Regions from separate parts of the Mus musculus genome. Here regions 1 and 2 are each linked to region 3. A link is a contact called in ENCODE Hi-C or POLR2A ChIA-PET data. All regions are on one chromosome and are shown on one strand. Each heading gives the region's core, a stretch centred on a gene start or an enhancer-like site at or near the end of the contact. The rest is flanking DNA. Distances are from core to core; before and after follow the strand shown.

What was found. Hi-C counts contacts between places; a loop is a spot of excess contacts on that map. ChIA-PET counts read pairs that join two places held with the same protein, here RNA polymerase II (POLR2A).
Region 1: a loop to region 3 is called in a map of Patski, with 2.2 times the contacts of the local background. The contact joins the promoter of Srsf9 here to the promoter of Pop5 in region 3. A Hi-C loop is called at or near these places in 2 of 37 maps with a recorded cell type or tissue (Patski and regulatory T cell). POLR2A ChIA-PET finds 5 or more read pairs at or near these places in 2 of 5 experiments (Patski and embryonic stem cell).
Region 2: POLR2A ChIA-PET joins it to region 3 with 10 read pairs in Patski. The contact joins the promoter of Dynll1 here to the promoter of Pop5 in region 3. A Hi-C loop is called at or near these places in 1 of 37 maps with a recorded cell type or tissue (heart). POLR2A ChIA-PET finds 5 or more read pairs at or near these places in 3 of 5 experiments (Patski and embryonic stem cell).

What each region holds. Positions count from the first base shown.
Region 1 is chr5:115,325,636-115,328,994 of GRCm38, forward strand. Srsf9 (serine and arginine-rich splicing factor 9) reads left to right here and starts at 1,542. Exons shown (of 4, transcript NM_025573.3): 1 at 1,542-1,864. The coding sequence starts at 1,674.
Region 2 is chr5:115,298,962-115,302,339 of GRCm38, forward strand. Dynll1 (dynein light chain LC8-type 1) reads right to left here and starts at 2,029. Exons shown (of 3, transcript NM_019682.4): 1 at 1,871-2,029; 2 at 1,552-1,689. The coding sequence starts at 1,683. It overlaps Gm13830 (predicted gene 13830), which reads left to right and starts at 2,159. Exons shown (of 2, transcript NR_131932.1): 1 at 2,159-2,272.
Region 3 is chr5:115,234,121-115,237,806 of GRCm38, forward strand. It overlaps Pop5 (processing of precursor 5, ribonuclease P/MRP family (S. cerevisiae)), which reads left to right and starts at 1,731. Exons shown (of 6, transcript NM_026398.4): 1 at 1,731-1,764.

The DNA.
Region 1 (3,359 bases), core at 292-2,791, 91 kb after region 3:
GAGATCCACCTGCCTTTTTTTTTTTCTCTAACTACACAGAATACAAGGATAAACATAAAGATATGTAATTTGAGGCTTTTGGGTTTTTTGTTTCTAAAGATTTATTGTATGTTCATTGGTGTTTTTGCCTGTATGTCTGTCTGTGTGAGGGTGGCAATCTCCTGGAACTGGAGTTACAGACAGCTGTGAGCTGCCATGTAGGTACTGGGTATTGAACTCAGGTCCTTTGGAAGAGCAGTCAAGGCTCTTAATCACTGGCACCATCTCTCCAGCCCCTGGACATATTGTTTTATGGTGTAGCCTTAGGCTGGGATCCAAAAATCTTACAGAGAACAAATGAAACAACAACCGAGCTGCCTAGGGTTACAGCTCTCTATCATCTTGCTATCTTTGCCTTATATCCCTCCAGGCATCTAGGTTTGAATAGTTTTTCAGGGTAGGATCTCAGTAAGTTGTTGTCAAGGCTAGCCTAGAATTTTAAAGTCTCTCACCTTAGCCTCAGGAGAGTGAGATTTACTGGCATGCATTCCCACTCACTGTTTTGTTTGGTGAGGTTGTTCTATAGTTTAGAATGCACAAATAGGCAAACTCTACAGTGATGCTTGTGGTGATATGAAATAATACATGCGTATCCTCCACAGATTCTCTTTTCTCTCTCTTTCTTGGAGACAGGGTAGCTGTGAAGTTTCAAACCCGGGATGATCCGCTGAGGTGCCTATATAAGATACCAAAGCAGACCTGGTCTCCAGCTTCTGGCATCCTCCAGTCCTTATCTGTTACAGGGTTTGGCTGACATACCCCGCCCTCCAGGCCAGGGGCTAGGCTGCCCTTCCCCTAGAGGCTCTTCCCTATATAATCCAGACATCTTGACTACCTTCCTCTTTTTACACCTTTTGACCTTCTGACTGCAGGATCTGTTTCCCCTCTCCTTCCCGCCTCTCCTCACAGGGCCCAGTTCTGCCTGGTCTCGTCCCCTTCTGGACTCTCCTAGATGGCCTCCCTCTGAGTATAGTATGCTCTCCCACATACCTACAATAAACCTTCTTCTCCACTATACCTTTTATTTCTCTATGTAAACCAGGCTGGCCTTGAACTCATGGAGATAGTTGCTCCTGCCTCTGTCCGGGTTCGGAGTGTTGGAACGAAAGGTTTGCGCATCCACTCTCCATTCTCCAGAAACTCGGACAACCAAGCTTTGGCGACCATCTCAGGCTTACACCTCGGGTCTAAGGGACGACTACAGACCTGAGACCGAGGGCCAGGATAGCCCAGCGCTGGGCAGTCTGAGGGCTTCTGTGGGGTCCGCGTCCTTCTCCTCAGAAGGACAGCCCCAAGCTTAGTGACCTACCAGCTTAGGAGGCGCTCGGGTCCCACCTCCGGGAACCTTCCGCTCGCATCTCTAGGGAGAGACCCCGCCCTCTGCGCAAGCGCACCTCGCGGCGGCGGCTACCCCTTTAAGATCGCTTTAAAAATCCTCCGACCGCCGCCCCCTCCCGCCCCCGCTTCCTCACGGCTTCCGCGCCGCGTTCCCACAATGCAGTGCGGCTGAGCGCCTCGGGAGCCCGCGGGGGAGGCTGCGGCGGGGGGCCCCGGGCTGAGGAGGCGGCGTCGGCGGCGGAGGCGGCTGCGACGGGACGTGGGCTGCGGCGGGCCCGCGGCGTCGGCCGGTGCGGATGTCGTCGGGCTGGGCGGACGAGCGCGGCGGCGAGGGCGACGGGCGCATCTACGTGGGCAACCTTCCGTCCGACGTGCGCGAGAAGGACCTCGAGGACTTGTTCTACAAGTACGGCCGCATCCGCGAGATCGAGCTCAAGAACCGGCACGGCCTCGTGCCCTTCGCCTTCGTGCGCTTCGAGGACCCGCGGTGAGGATTCCGCCGGCGGCTCGCCCCATCTCCGCCGGGCCCGGCCTCCCCTCCCCTCCCCCAGCGCCTTCCCCTCCCCCTCCCCGCCGTGCTGACCCCTCGCGGCGCCCCCCCCCCACCCCCGGCTGGAGGCGGCTTTGCCTGGTGTCACTTCCTTCAATCGGAAGGCTCCAGCCCGCCCGACTTGCCCCCGAGGAGGGTAAAAACCAGCGCGCTCTGCCCAGCCCTCGAGTTTGGGAAAAGCACCCTAACGGGAAGCACCCCGAAATGAGGGAAGCGCGGGGCTCGGGTCCCCCGAACCGACCCTGCAGAGGACTCGGCCGAAGGCGACAGTCGCCCATCCCGCCCCCTCCTCCCGAGTCCGGGTTCGGGTCTGTGGGTGGGGGTGGCCCTCGCCGTTACCGGGGAACAGACGGCGTTGGCGGGGACCACAGGTTGCCTTGGGCGGCTGAAAAGCGGGGTGTCTGGAGCCAGCCCTCACTTGGGCGCCCCACCGAGCCTAGTTCTAGTAAAGGGGGATCAGATTAAACAGCGGGAGAGAGAGACGGGTGGGGGGTTAGCATCTCTGATTTCATTCCCCTCTAATGAGGGAAGTTAATTCCCCGCCAGAAGCCAGAAGTTAATTGTAGCAGGGATGTGGAAAAGCTAGGCTCCCCCAAAACCCGCGCCGAAGGATCTTTGATTTTTTTTTTAATTATTATTTTTATTTTTTTTGTGTGTGTGTGCAAATGTCGTGAGCCCTGGGTCAGGAAGAGGCCGGAAAGTATGCTTTAGTTTAGAGATCTCTGCGCCGTTGGCGGTCGTCCCCTTGGGAGGGTCAGTAAGGACCTGTTCCCTGTCTTCTCAGCCTCGTTGGGAGGAGAGCTTCATCTCTGCCTGCCGACCCGGTGTCTCGCCGGCCTGGGTTGGAGATTACGGATTCACAGTAGAAGTACTCCGGACTTCGATGGTTGAAGACTAACCCAGCTTATCCCCTAAGTGTCTTGCAGTTTGCCTCAAAAAATAGACTGAAGCTTTTTTTTTTTTTTTTAAATACAAATGAACGTGAGAAAAATTATGGCCCTAATGAACAGTGCCATTGTGTCTTTAATAGTCAAGTTCTGTGTCAAGTGCCACGCCTCGTGTAGTTAGCGTTTTTCAATAGCCCATGAAGCAGAGGATGCTGACCGTATTTCACACAAAATGCGGATTGTTTAATGCAAGAGGTTAGTAAAGGGATAACAATTGGTAGGTGTTTGGAGAGGATCTAGGTAGGATTTGCACCCCGTAACTACTGTGTGGTGTGACAAAAGACCTATATTCTGCTCTATTTGGGAAGTTTCAAAGAAAGCACTTAAGATTTGATAACTGTTGGATAGGCAGTTATAAATTAACTATAATTTCTCAATTAGAGTTATAAAAGCTTCAAGAGGTAACTTAGATCCTTTACCTACAAATTCTGCTTTTAATCCCTAATACGCCTGACCCTTCCAGTCCATTGTAATTCACTCCAGCA
Region 2 (3,378 bases), core at 779-3,278, 65 kb after region 3:
ATGCAGGCAAGCGCTCACCACAGCCCCAGCAAATTCTTAAGAGAATGTTCCCTGGCTTTAAATCATCTACCTAATGCAACGTGCTTGCAGTCTGAGGTAAACTGAGAATGGGAGCTAAGAAGATCAAAGGTAGAAGGTCATTTTCAAGGACAGTTCTGTTTCAATGAGGGCACTTCTGGACTACTTTGATTTTTTTGTTTTGTTTTGTTTTCTAAAGACAGGGTCTCTCTGTAGTCCTGACCGCACTAGAACTGGTTTGGTCTCAAAAATCAAAGAGATCTGCCTGCCTCTGCCTTCCTAGTGCTGGGGGGTTAAAAGACCCATCATCTGCACCTCACCTCTGACTCCAGCAATTCGATGGAGGTAGATGACATCAGCATTTGCAGTTCATCAGGCTCCACCACTGTATTTGCCATGCACCCCAAATCAGGAAGACAACCACCACCCCCCCCCCCAAAGACCAAAGGACAAAGTCTCAATTACCACATAAATCAAGCCAGGCTGAAAAATGCAACAGAACCTGACAGTTAAATGCCAGGACTTTATCTTTTAAAATCGCTCTCCTCCACATCTACCCAGTCTTAAAAATTAGCAAGTTAGAGAGCATCTGCTACCTGATTCTCCCATCCCATGGACATTAAAACTAGCAATGTGTTCATTTCTTCACTAGTTGGATAGAACCAGGGCCAGAGATGATGTAAAATTCTTTAGGGCTCCTACTATCTTATCGGGCAATCGGTATGAAAACCTCATTTATTAAGCAGAATGTCTCTCTTACAATCCAGACGCACATACTGCTGCATTTGTCAAAAAAAGATATTCAAGCCGGGCGTGGTCTCGCACGCCTTTAGTCCCAGCACTTGGGAGGCAGAGGCAGGCGGATTTCTGAGTTCGAGGCCAGCCTGGTCTACAAAGTGAGTTCCAGGACAGCCAGGGCTACACAGAGAAACCAAAAAAAAAAAAAAAGTATTCATTTTTGTTCCATGTGAGTCTTTCATCCTCCCGTTCTCCACTGGAACCCTCCCACGGCTTCGGCTTCCAGTTTCCTTCCAGCAAACATAGCTTGAGAAGTTGGCAGTCTTGCGCCAGCTTTCTACAAAACTGCCATTTACCAAGCCTCCACCCAAGCCCCCCAAACCACCACTGCCACCCACTTTCCCTGAACTGTCGACTAACTCCCGACTAGAAGGCTGGCAAGATCTCCTCCTAGCCCGGCTGGAAACACCCACGCAGGCAGGCGCAACCCCCCCCCCTCCCGGAACACCCAGATGGATCCTCGGCGCAGGAATTCTACAGCAGGGGGAACTGCTCGCAACTCCCTGATCTTGGAAACCGTTGCTAGGTGGCGCTTTCCCCCAAGGAGCTGGGGGTTTAAAAAAAAAAAAAAAACTTCTGGCGTTGAGGGTCTGGTCTTCCCCAGAGGAACGCGAAACCCTTGCGTCCTTTCTAGAACTATCCATCCCGAGCCGCCCTGAGTGCTACAGGGAAACTGCCAGGCGCCCAGAGGACGCAGAATCGGGGAGTAGGAACTACGCGGCGCCGGGTCCTCACCTTCTTGATATGGGCCGCAATATCCTTCTCGATGTTGTACTTCTCCAACGCCTGGGTAGCGCACTCCACCGAGTCCTGTTGCATCTCTTCCGACATGTCTGCATTTTTGATCACCGCCTTCCGGTCGCACATGGTTACCTGTGTGGTGACGAAGCGCAGGGAAGAGGGAGAGGGGTCGGGTGCGGGCCGCGCTCGCTGCCCTCCCGACCGGCGCCCCCCTTGAGGACGACGCCCCCACCCGCTTCCGAGGGGCAGCTCCCGAGGTCCGCACCGCAGGCCCGAGGTAGGGGGGACGGGGAGGACCCGAGCCCGGTCTCACCGTGGAGCAGAGGCCAGCCGGCTGCTGCGAGCTCCTAGGGAAGGTGCGGGCGCCGCTCAAGCAGCAGAAGACAGCCGGTCGCTACCGAAGCCGTGGCGCATCTAAGCTGCCCCACGCCAGCCGCCGCCGCCTAATCCCTAGGCCCCGCCCTGCGCCCGCGGCCCCGCCCCCGGCCCGCGTCGCTATTGGCCATCCGCTACCGCCAGCCTCTCCCGATTGGCTAGCGGATTCAATGGTTCCCTCAGGATCTTTCCCCCGCGTTTTGTTGCAGACCACAATGCACCGCGCACAGCGTCGGTTGCCCGGGCGATGCGCGGCACGCGTGCGGAGGCCCACACACCCTGAAGGCGGAGCCCCGGGTCGAGTGGCTGGCTCCCGGACCACCCAGCAGTCTGGAAGGAGGTGAGGGCGGGCATTTTCCTCTCGGGGGCCCCACTGAGGTTAGCGCAGGGTGTGTTCTGGAATCGCAGGTTCTAGAAGGCTGGGAGCTGCCGCCCCAGGTGCCGCCCATTTCCACCATCTCCCCCCACCCACCCGGGGTCCGCACGATTTATGGCCTTTGACAGGTGGCCTCGAGCTTAGCAAGGGTGAGCCATCGATGCAGTTGCACTCAGGGTCTCGTAGGGCTTGGTTCGAAGCTCTGCTGTCACATTCCTGAAGTTTGTAAGTAAGTGCGTGTGTCTGAGGAGGCCCTGGGCTTGAGAGGCAAGTTCTACGTTCTGCCACTGAACCCTGTTTTCTTTCTTTTTCGTTTTTTCTGCCCGTGTCCTCCCCACCCTACCTTAGCATCGTCTCCCTAAGTAGCCCCAGGATGATCTAAAGTTCGCATTTCTTCTTGGCGCCTCCCCCATGCGCCATCACACCGGGTTAAATTCCGAATTTTATAACATGACACTACATGCTTATTTCGTACTGTAGCCCCTGTGTAGCTGGTACTGCCCTAGGAGACCGTATACATACTGATAGCCTAATGATTGAAGGAGAAATTCGGGAAAGGGATCGCGTATCCAGGAGGTAGAGCCTGTCTGCCAGGCAGTGGGGACCTCAAGATCTGGAATGTGGGTGGATGCCCAGTGTGTACAGGTGAGGCTGCTTCCTCGGATAGAATGTCCATTTGGGCAAAGTTTCTTGGCTGAGGATTTATTTATACAAAGGAAGACGTATCTTAAGAAAGTGATCCTAAGATGTGTCTCCTCTGGCATTTATGACTAATCGTACCCACATAATAAATAAATAAATAAAAATAACAAAATACTGGGCTACCCCTCAGTCAGTAGAGCATTTGCTTGGTATGAGTGAGGCCAGAGGCTGCATATTTGATCCCCAGGAGGCTCCAGGAGGGAGTCAGAACACTGGAAGACAGGAACAGAAGGATCAGAAATTCAAGTCCAGCTTTGGATAGATGGCGCCAAGGCTAGCCTGGGCTACATGAGATCCTGTGTAAACTGCCCTCCCCCCCAAAAAAATAAATGAAATAAAACGAGTCAGCAGCAGTGAGTGGGTGCTTG
Region 3 (3,686 bases), core at 481-2,980:
AATTAAAAAACAAGGGCTGGAGCGATGGCTCAGCGGTCAAGAGCACTGACTGTTCTTCCAGAGGTCCTGAGTTCAAATCCCAGCAACCACATGGTGGCTCACAACCATCTGTAATTCGATCTGATGCCTCTTCAGGTGTATCTGAAGACAGCTACAGTGTACTTACATATAATAAATAAATAAATCTTTGAGCCGGAGCGAGAAGGAAGCAAAGATTTAAAAAATTTTTTAAAAACAAGACATCATGTATATTTAAGAGGCATTTAACTATACAAATTATTTTAATGACTTAAAAAAATAAAAACAAACAAACAATCCAAAGGGAAAAAGAAACAAGTAACTAGGCTTAAGGATAGACTTAGAGGCGCACAGGGTAGTGGCTGCTTAAGGATAGACTTAGAGGCACACAAGGCACACAGTGGCTGCTGGGAAAACAGCCACGCAGGTTCAAGTGTCCTGGGCCAGCATCCTGTGTGGCTGCAGCATCTAGACTCTTTAAAAGAGACTCCCGCGATGCCAATGTGCCTGAGAAAGCATCAGGGCTGGGGGTGTATCTTGGCAGCAGAACCCTTGCCTAAGCACCCACAACATATTCCCCAGGACCTCAAAATAAAAGCACCCTAAAACTGGGCCTAGTAGTTCATGCCTTTCATCCCAGCCCCCCAGGAGGCAGAGATGGGTGGACCTTCCATGAGTTTTAAGGATAACAGGATCTACATAATGCCACACACACCTCCTGCCTCCTGCCGCTCCCATGTAATTAAATTTATTTAGGAGGAGGCACGTGTACACATACGGAGGTCGGAGAACACCTTTCTAGGGCTTCCTATGCCAGTCCCTGAGATCCAACTCAGATCTTGATCAGGGCTTGACCGCAAGCTCCCTTCCCCATCGTCTCACCTGACCCCTGATTGATCATTTTAGCAACTATCCCAACCTCTTCTTAGACAGTTATCTAAACTTTTAGTCTGATAACGGTTTCGTTAGTTGTTTCAAAGTAGGTTTTTGGAAGGCGTAGCCGGAGCTAACCTTTTGGGCCAGCAACGTAGCAGTGGGGGCCGACAAACCCAAAGTGTGGGGGGGGACCCCCAAACGCCCACTCACCCTGATCCGGCCCACGCACACCTGACCATCTGACCTGGGCTAGGCCCAGTCTTTCCATAACCACGGTAATAAATAGTAAGCGAAACCACCCCAGGATACAGGATGAGGGCGGTGGGTGATGAATGGGCTCGACGACGCACAGGTTTGGGCTCAGCGGGGATTAGGCTCCATCCCCGCGTGAGTCATGCCTGCGTAGGTCCGCCTCTCTAAGCCTCAGCCCCTTCCTCCGCCTGACGCCGGCCCACGACTCCCGCCCCCGCGCGGCGGGGACCCGGGTGATTGCAAACAGCCGCCGGCCTCATTAGGAGACGTGTAATTAGCGGCTGGCGGAGCCGAGGGCGGGGGCTAATTACCACCGGGAGAGGCTGCGACGACACGTCGCCGCCGCCGGCCCACCGGGAGGCGTCTGGCCCGCACTTCCCGGCTGGCCCGGATCAGGGTGCTTCCTCTGGGTGACAGCCGCTCGCCGTTGTTTGTTTATTAGGCACCCGCCCTCCCGTGCCGGTGCAATCCCACCTACACCTCCATCCTAATAATTCTTAATAATCGGAACTAGAAGGGGAAGCTCTGCTTTGGAGACGCGGTGTGGTCCCTGACAGCACCGGGCCGGAGGACGAAGACCGGGGATCCGAACCCACGCCTGTGGCTACGTTACAGCAGGTGGGCAGTGAGCATCGGAGTGGATCCGAGCAGGGAGTTTGGAGACCAATGCTTTCAAGGTTAAATTCTGGGCCTGGGCCCGGACCGCATCTATAAAATGGTCTCAGGGTTAGGATAAAGGCACTGGTGCTATTTTTAGAGAGTGGGGAGTGTGGCGAGCTACACAGTGGGCCTCTGGCACCCCCTACCGGCCGCTGGCTGTGGACGATGATTGCCTCTTGATTGCAATAGTGAATGGCAGTCTGCGAAGGGACATCTGTGGTCCCCTAAAGCTGTGGCTAAGAGAAGACTGAAAACTGATTTCGGATCTTGTAAATAGTCAGCTGTGAAATATAAGTCTTGCTTTACGTTACCACACCTGGCCAGGCGAGGCCATGACAGCTGTACACATAACGGAGGTCCTGAGAACCAACTTCCCAAAGTCGTCCTCTGATCGCCACCTCCGGCCGTGGCAAATACGCACCTCCACATTTCTACAACAAATAAATAAATCTAATTTTCAAAAATGACCCTGCTACAAAGCCAGGCACCAAGAAACCCAGGATAACAAGAAAATCTGTAGACAATGTGTATTAAGGCAATGCTGACCGACTTAGTGGTGCACTTAAAACATGCAATACCGAGCACGTGAGGAATGTCTGTAGCAGCACCGGCGACAGGAAAATAGAGTCAAGCAGCGGACTTACAGGCATGTTGCATGCTTAAAACATATATGTCCAGGCCAAGGCCTGGCAAAACCTATCTCTCCAGAAATGGGGATGATGGCTCCTTCCCACTAAAGGTTTTGGCAAGGGCCTGGGAATTTGGGGAGCACTGAACCTTATCTACATCTTAATAGGGTGGCAGTCACACAAATCCACCTCACTGAGTCACACCATTAAGAATATGCACTTAGGGCTGGTGAGATGGCTCAGTAGGTAGGAGCACCTGACTGCTCTTCTGAAGGTCCGGAGTTCAAATCCCAGCAACCACATGGTGGCTCACAACCATCCGTAATGAGATCTGACTCCATCTTCTGGATTGTCTGAAGACAGCTACACTTACATATAATAATAAATAAATCTTTAAAAAAATATGGACTTAGGGGCTGGAGTGAAGGCTCTTCTGAAGGTCCTGGGTTCAAATCCCACGTGGTGGCTCACAACCATCTGTAATGAGATCTGATGTTCTCTTCTGGTGTGTCTGAAGAAAGCTATAGTGTACTTAGATATAATAATAAATTTTAAAAAAGAATATGCACTTAACATGCAAGATAAATGAAGTGTAGCACACCCCTGTAGTCCTAGTCCTTAGGAGGCTGAGGCAGGATTGCTTTGGGCTCCAAGCTAGCCTTAGGTAGATAGAGTGGGACCCTGTTTTTTTTTTTTTTTTTTTTTTTTGTTTGTTTGTTTTTTAAATGCTGGGCAGTGGTGGCGCAGGCCTTTAATCCCAGCACTCGGGAGGCAGAAGCAGGCGGATTTCTGAGTTCAAGGCCAGCCTGGTCTACAGAGTGAGTTCCAGGACAGCCCGGGCTACAGAAAGAAACGCTGTATCAAAAACCCAACAACAACAATAATAATTTATCATTTATTAATCACACAAAGGTATTCAAGGGAATGGGCTAGAAAAACGCATTAAAAACCTTAACCCTCTGTTCTTCATTTTAAAACATAATCCTCTATTCTTAACAGAAAACAGAGGGCTGGGTGTGGTGGGACGCGTTGGTAATGCCAGCGCTTCGTAGGAAAAGGCAGGGGATCAGAAGTTCGGGGTCGTCTTGGCTACACAGTCAGTCTGGGGTTAGCTTGAGGAAAAAAAGAAACCAGGAAGAGAGGGAGGGAGGATACTATATTGTTTTTGGAAACCACTTGAAAAGAACTCCCCTCCACAAAACTGTCGAAATCCCCTCAAAGAATTCGCGTATTTGGCTGTATGGGAAAACC